Regions from separate parts of the Mus musculus genome. Here all the other regions are linked to region 2. A link is a loop called in an ENCODE intact Hi-C map of the cell type or tissue named here. Cell type or tissue: heart. All regions are shown on one strand.

Region 1 (2,500 bases), 49 kb before region 2:
TGAAAGGTGTGGAGATGTCTCTCAGTTGGTGCAATGAATGCTGGAATCCTGTATCCAATCCCCAACACCACACAAACTGGGCATGCTGATGTACATCTGTAATCCTAGCACTCAGGAGTTAGACACAGAATAATCAGAAGTTCAAAATTATTCACACCCTCCTACATTTTTTTCGCTCTTTTTAATAAGAGGCAGGACAAGATTATCTGTTTTCTAATATTTATTTTTACTTATATGTGTATGTATTTGTATGCATGTATGCCATGTGTGCACAAGCACTTTTGGAGGCCAGAAGAGGGCTTGAGACTCCCTGGAGCTGGTGTCACAGGTGGTTGTGAGCCATCACCCAATTGTATGTAGATGCCCAGAACCAAGTTAACATCCCCCAGAAGAGCAGCAAGTGTTTGTAATTGCTGAGCCATCTCTTCAGACCCTGTCCTTTAGGGTTTATCATGCAAGGGTTGAGTTGGATTTTTTTTATTGCATTTGTTTTCATATGGTGTGTGTGTGTGTGTGTGTGTGTGTGTGTAGGTCAGAGGACAATTTGTAGGAGTTTAATCTCTCCTTCCATCACGTGGGTCCTGGTGATTGACACCGTTCCTGGGACTTTACCCACTGAGCCAACTCACAGAAGTTTTCTATCTTACTCATTTCAATCACTATTTCTATGGCTTCCTATACTGCCATTTTGCTTCTAATTAAGATCTCTATATACATACACCTTATCACATTTTATATTTGGTTTTATACATACATTTATAGGATACAAAATTCTCTCTGAAGATAAAAAGTAATAACTTTGTGTAGGGGATAACTTATTGACAGAGCATATATTCCTTATTGGCAAAACTTTTGCCTTCAGGACAAAAATGTAAAATAAACTAAAACAGTAACCTGTTTCCTCTTCCCTCACAATGATTACTTTTTTCATATCACTTACAGTCTTCAAACTATGAGTTACTTATAAGTATTGTTGGCTAACTGGCCGTTTCTACACTAATAGGAAGTCCATTGGGACTGAGAACTTTTATTCCTATAGTGCGCTGTCCCAAAATGATGAGTGATGCGAAATAGGTATTCAAAACAAATTGTCAGAAAAATTCAGTTATCACATGACAAAACAAGAACGCTACTGATGTGCAGTTCTTCAACATGAACTCCCAGCCAGAAGTTGCTAAATGCTTGAGCCACATTCCTTAACTCTCCTAGTCAAAGGCTAAGAGGGAAATTGCCAATGGACGCTGGTTTTACAAAAGTGTTCCCATTACTTAATCTCAAACCGATCCTAGAATCAGCTTTCACATTCTAAAGTTCTTGGCTGCACGTGGGCGTCCAATGCCTTCAGCACTTGCAGAAACTGAATCTCAGCCCTTGAATGGTGGGACTTAGCTTGCAGCACCCAGCTAGCCCCACGCTGCCCATCCCAGAGGCGTAGGAAGAGACCCAACCCTTAGCCTCCAAGCCGCAAGGGGAGCCGCACACGCCCCTCCGTCCCACGCCTTGTCCTTTCGTCCCGCCCCCCGAACCGGAAGCACTTGCCCGGGTTTCCGGCGGCTCCGGGACTCGTGGTGTTCCGGGCGATGTCTTGGTTTCGAGCGGCTCCGGAGAACGCGAGCCCTGGAGACCAGGACGTGTTTGACGAGGAAGCGGACGAGTCTCTGTTAGCGCAGCGGGAATGGCAGGGTCACATGCGGAAACGAGTCCAAGTAAATGGACGGGACGCGGGAGAAAGGGACTCCCAGGCGGGACCCGGGGGCTCCCTGGCAGGGGCACGCACGCAGAAGCCTGGGCGGAGGAGCGCGGGTCTCCGAGCCAGCGCGCTCCAGTGTTGCCGGGTCTTAAGAATCCTGGTTGTTTCTTGGTGCTCTTTCGGAGCCCCACCGGGTTTGGAGCAGGGACATTGACCCTACTCTACAACGTGAACTTTATTCAGTCCCTCAAGAGTGTGCAGTTTGGGGTCGGGGGAGCAGAGGAGGAGAAATGCACACCCACTAGGCTGATGGCCCGCAGAGAACGCAGTCACAGAGAGTCCAAAGTTAGGCGTGATGTTATCAAGGCTTGGAGAAGGGTGAACTGAGAATGTTGTCAAGGGAAGGTAAGGGGGAGGTAGAGAAGGGAATACTGTTCCAGCTTTACTTTAAATGCGTTATTCAATCCGGACCTGTCTTGCCATTCATTGAAACTTGCTTAGTACTATTTGGGTAGAATCGGCGCTTTTTCTGGGTGAGAACTACTTGCTAAGATCTGTCTCCACATGGGGGTGGATTCCAGAGTATAAAGACCTGCGTTCGATCCCTGGAACGTACTTTGTGGAAGGACAGAATGGGTTTCTGGAAGTTATTTTCTGACCTTCACGCTCAAGGAAGTAAATAAATGCCTCCCTCAAGAAAAATAAGTAAATATATGTTACTTAACTGTTTAAAAGATAAGAACTGCATCCACCCAATATACTAGCCATTAAATTACCCTCTTAAAGCTGCAGTTATGTCAACCCTAATTT
Region 2 (2,500 bases):
TACCCTCCAGCTGCCCAGCAAACAATTCTTATTTGGCTTATGATGCTTATATGGCTTCATCATCTGGGAATCATCTTTTGGTTGGTTACTGGCACTATTAAAAATACCTTTCTCTTTCCTCTTCTGCAATAGTTCACTGTCTACTCTATGTTTGCTATACTGCCCAACTCCCCCATTAATCGGTCCTCCATTTATAAACTGCTTAAAATTTGATGTATCCAGCCATTCTACTTCCAGAATTTAATAGACACAAAAGCCAGCCATGACTTGACTCCTGTCTCCTTCTGTAGCCTCATCTTTCTCATCAGCTCTTGTAGAACTTTTAAGACAGATAAGTGGCACTCAGCCTTCTCCATGAACCACTGATCCCTGTTCTGCGGGGACTCCCTTTATTTGGATCCACATTTACCATCGTCTTTTTGTACTGGAAAAAAGATCATACTTAAGTTTAAAACTCTAACCTATTGTTAGTAAAGTTATCAAGTCTTCCCTCCATTCATACTTCCAAACGCCAAGTACTAGGTTTCTAGACTGCAAACTTGATTGAGTGTACATTCATTCCTTTAAGTAGTCATGCCAACCAACCAAGCCGTTGGTTCTTCATTTGGGGCCAAAGGAAATGAGAATTTTAAAGTCCAGGGAAGAACGTGTGGCCGCTAACAGACACTAGGCAAACTATCTCGAACTTGTGGGCAGTTTTAAAGAAAACAACCGATTCAGTTTAACTACTAATTTAAGACATTAGTGTGTTACGGAGCCGTCGCCTTATCTCAGTGCCAAATCTAGTGTCGAAGGGTCTACTCCAAAAGGAACCCGAAGCCCATATGCTGAGGCCAGTTCTCCACTCGGTCAGCTACCGAGACCCTCCAACCAGGACAAGCGACCAATCCACCAACTCGGACTTGATCTGCGACAAACCACGTTGCAGGCTACACACTGGAAAACTCTTGCAAGAGAACCTAGCAGCCCCCAGAAGCAAGATGGCGGCCTCCCCCTCCCCTTCTTTCTCCAGGAACCCCTCCATGTCCGGGGAAGACGAAAACACCGCGACACGGGAATCCCGGCACGGCCTTGGGGGGGGGGGGCGGGCTACGCCTCGCGAACCCGGGGACTCGCCGTGGGTCCACCGGGAGGCTGTACCACTGCGCCTCCCCCGCGCCCGTAGAGCCTTTGTTCGCAGTCGCCATGGAGTACTCGGCCCCACGGCCAGGAAGTGCGGCCTGGCGCCCCGCCCCGCTGGCCCGCGCCCCGGAAGTGATCTGCGGCGGCTGCTGCAGAGCGGCCGGGAGGAGGGTGGGTCTCCCTAGAGCGGAGCGCCGGAGTCCTCCTCCTCCGCCGCCGCCCAGGCCGCCGCCGCTGCCGCCGCCCTCCGGACTCCTCTTGCCGCGCCCCGCGCGGAACTCCGAGCGCGGTCCGATCGGCGCAGCCGAGGCCCAAGAGCCCGCGGGTCGAGCGGCTCGCGGTGCAGGTGAGAGCTCGCCGGCCGGGGAGGCCGGGCCGCGGCGGGGGTGTGTCCGACGGGCCGGGCCCGCGGCCGCCGAGATTGCACGTCCCGCCTGCCGCCTGGGCTGGGACCCGACTGCGCCCCGACAGCGGGCGGCGTCTCCGGAAGGTCACCTGTATAGCGCCGGTGGCTCCCAGGGCTGTGCCCGGGCGGTGCCCGCGACCTGGGGCCGCCGCCGCCGCCGCCGCAGTCCCTGCGCCGCACTCCACCCCGACCTCCCTCGCTTTCAAGCCACTCTGCCGGTACAGAGCGGCTGCTTTTCGAGCTTCTCTGCCAGTGTTTGGAAGGAATGGCGTTTTCAGACTAAAGTCTTTAGACGCGTCCAGCTGAATGCTCGAAGGCTCTTCTAGTACAGGTTTAGCCTTTAGAAGAGGAAGGGAATGTAGGCATTGTGTGATGGGGGTATCTTCCGCGTTCGGTGCCTGAAAGATGTCAAGGAGTAGAAGATACGATTTGTGTGCTTTACTTGGGCATTCGTGTGTTGGAGTGGGCGGGCGTGGTGGCGCTGAGGTGGTTGTGTTGTCGGGAGACTTAGGAGGAATTAAAGAATTTACTGGCCTTTGCATGGAAACCAGAACGTCCAGACTTGTGAGAGCTCATCTGAGTGTCTTTGAGCTACTGTGAGAACTCTGGTGCCACGCCCTACCTGTCAAGCCAGGAAGCACACAATTTACAAACAGTTTGGGTACGTGTGCCGGGAGAACCTTTATTTCTGTAAATTCTTTTCCTGTAAATAAATTACAGCTTTAATCACGTTCCCAAAATTGACTAACAGATTTATTACTCACAGTGTAGAAGGCATTCCCTTTGGCTTATGCTTGTTAATATGTACTATTACCTATGCTGTTTGTATCTGTTGATACAATATTCTTATAAATGACTCCTGTGACCCTTAAGATGTTTCTACGGCTCAGTTGTTTTCAGAGGAGGAGCCTTTTCATCTTCTCTGTTACCACGTAAAGTGCTCAGAACTCCCCACATTTCTTCACTGAATGG
Region 3 (2,500 bases), 250 kb after region 2:
TAATATTAGTGGGGAATCACATTAAAAGTTGTCAATTGAAACCCAATATATTCAGTTGCAAATTTCTTTAATCTAGTGCTTTTAAAAATTACTAAAACCAATTGTATATTTCTCTTTTAGAAATGTCTGCTATCATCTTAAAACCTTTCAGTTTCTAATGTGATAACCAACCCTGCAGCTATTAAATACAAATAAACCCAGTACAAGCAGTGGTTCACTGTATTCACTTCTTGGAAACTTACTTTTTAACCTGATAGGCTTCAAATTTCTAGAACTTTTATATTGCATGAAAATTTTCTATTCTTATTAACTCCAACTCATAAGGATTCATATGGGTGAGCATATTCAATTTTGCAAAACCACCGAGATACAAGTTGTTAGCTACTTCCTGTCTTGTATTCACTCATGGAGAAGAGGGGAAGTTTCCTCAATTTCAAATTTTCTATTTTTCCTTCAAGAGAACTTTGAGTAGGTATAAATATGGCTCGAAATAAAATAATTGTTTCTTTTAAAAAAAGCAAGGATGCAAAAACAAGGGAGGGACATCTGTAGGAAAATGGCAGTAGACTACAGTCTAGAGGTGCCATACTACACAATAGGGAATCATTTACTGTCCTCCCCCTAGGAATCCAGGACAATTCACTGAAATAAATGACAAAAAACCCAAAACCAAATAAAAACCTCTGGGGGTGGGTGGGAGAAGAAATGGAGGATTAAAGAAGTTTGTATACGAATGTGGTATGCTGGCTGAGAGCAGTTTCTGTGGACAGAGAACTAGAGCTCCGCCACTTATGGTAGTCTTAGATAATTTCTTTACGCCTCAGGTTACTCATCTGCAAAACTGGGCCAACGTAGTATCGGAGGATTAAACAATCCACGGAAAGGGAATGTTTCGTATCACGTCTGCCATCACAGGAAGAGTTCGGCAAACGCTAGCTATTGTCTTTACCTGGGGGTAGGTCTGCTGCTGCCCTGGGGAGTAGCCGAACTGATGCTGGGACCCCGCGGGGGACCTGGAGTAGGAGCCTGGGTAGCCGCCCGGGGACGGAGACCCGAAGCGGGCCCCCGAGAAGTTGCCGCCGTGCCGCGGAGACTGGCTGCTCCCGTACGGCCTAGCCCGGGGCCCGCAGGGCGGAGTGTGGTGCGGACTCCCGTACCCGTCCCGCGGGGAGGGCGGCCGCGGCCCCCCGCCCAGGGCACCCCGGAAGTTATTTCCGCCACCCCAACCTCCTATCCCCGGGCTGGGGTACGGAGGAGTTGGGGGTCGAAAATTCGGTCGGTGCATATCAGGAAACGAAGCCGCAGAGCTCACACGCCGAACGCCTCACCGGAACCTCTGCGATCAACCGCCAGAAGGAAACTGGTATTCCTCTATTTATACACCCTTCCGGCTCCCAGCGGACTACCGCACCTTAGTTCCGGCTGCACAAAGGTTCCGATCTCACCAAGTTTCTGCAAGAGGGCAGGTAAACAGGTCACTCAATGGAAGAATGGTGGGCGTGTCTGAGAGGAGGAAAGACTGTAAAGGGGAAACTAAATCTCCGGCCGCAGCACGAGCACAGTCGTCAACGGTCTTCCCGGAGACCCCCAGTACACGAAGACGGAAGCGGAAGAGAGGAAACCGATCATCAGGCCTTATTGGCTGTGAGGGTGGGAGAGGGGCGTGCGGGTTCCGAAGAGGGCGGATCAGAGGGGTAGGGCCATCCGTCTTGGAGGCTTCCGGGAAGCAAGGAGTGAAGCGTCAGCCGGATTCGGGGGCGGGGCCATGAGCCAAGAGGCGGGGCCGAAGGGTGTGAGGCGAGAGACTCGGTTGAACAGGATCGTCCAAGGGGGCGGGGCCGAGTGAGACTGAGGTGGAGGCCTGGGCGGAAGCGGAGGGCGTGGTGGGCGGGGAAGAGTGCGAGGGCGACCAGGGGGAGGGTCTTTGCGGAGGGGGCGGGGCTGGCGGCGGGGCCGGGCTGGCTGGGGGGGCGGGGCTGAGGGGGCCTAAGGTCAAGGAGGGAGGTCGCGGGGCGCTCTCGCTGGGGTTGAGGGGCGATGCTGTGGATGCTGGCCAGGGCGGTGGCTTTTCGGAGACCCGGCCGAGGCCTGGCCGGCGGGAGGGGGCTGTGGACCGGCCGCCCGCAGTCAGGTACCTACTGACACTGAGCGCTCGGGCTCCCTGAGGGGAGCGCTCGCGCCTCGGGGGCTCCTGTCGCAGGGCTCATGGCCATGGTCGTGCCCTGCTTCTCTTTTCCACCCCTGGCTTCTAATCCCCCAAGGTTTGGTAACTTAGGAAACAGCACCTCCCGCCAAAAGCTGAGTTTTAGAAAGCAGACTGCTGCCTTGAAAACTTAAGCGAGCCTGTAGTAATTAATGCTGGACTTGAACCCTGCGTTTACGTTCTTGTAAAATGGAAGTTGACGAGGTTAGGAAGTAGAAACAGAAATTTAAAGGGGAAAAAAAAACCCACGAAAACATACCCCAAACTTAAAAATCTTGTAATTATAAAGAAACGGGA

What was found. Hi-C counts contacts between places; a loop is a spot of excess contacts. Peaks named below come from ENCODE experiments on the same cell type or tissue, not always from the same donor. Only the 100,000 strongest peaks of a DNase experiment are listed, where the experiment ranks them.
Region 1: it touches region 2 in a loop (2.9-fold over the local background); 19 of 42 quality-filtered maps call a loop at or near these places.
Region 3: it touches region 2 in a loop (18-fold over the local background); 6 of 42 quality-filtered maps call a loop at or near these places.

Annotation. Positions count from the first base shown.
Region 1 is chr13:17,992,387-17,994,886 of GRCm38, reverse strand. It overlaps Yae1d1 (Yae1 domain containing 1), which reads left to right and starts at 1,536. Exons shown (of 3, transcript NM_025904.3): 1 at 1,536-1,706. The coding sequence starts at 1,581. In heart, a CTCF peak has its summit at 1,470; a DNase peak (open chromatin) is centred at 1,536; H3K4me3 peaks cover 1,574 bases; H3K27ac peaks cover 1,426 bases.
Region 2 is chr13:17,942,985-17,945,484 of GRCm38, reverse strand. It overlaps Rala (v-ral simian leukemia viral oncogene A (ras related)), which reads left to right and starts at 1,268. Exons shown (of 5, transcript NM_019491.5): 1 at 1,268-1,468. In heart, no CTCF peak of the experiment used is centred here; a DNase peak (open chromatin) is centred at 1,244; H3K4me3 peaks cover 2,310 bases; H3K27ac peaks cover 1,821 bases.
Region 3 is chr13:17,694,270-17,696,769 of GRCm38, reverse strand. It overlaps Sugct (succinyl-CoA glutarate-CoA transferase), which reads left to right and starts at 2,005. Exons shown (of 14, transcript NM_138654.3): 1 at 2,005-2,131. The coding sequence starts at 2,038. Mplkip (M-phase specific PLK1 intereacting protein) reads right to left here and starts at 1,357. Exons shown (of 2, transcript NM_025479.6): 1 at 950-1,357. The coding sequence starts at 1,285. In heart, a CTCF peak has its summit at 1,348; a DNase peak (open chromatin) is centred at 1,759; H3K4me3 peaks cover 2,500 bases; H3K27ac peaks cover 1,906 bases.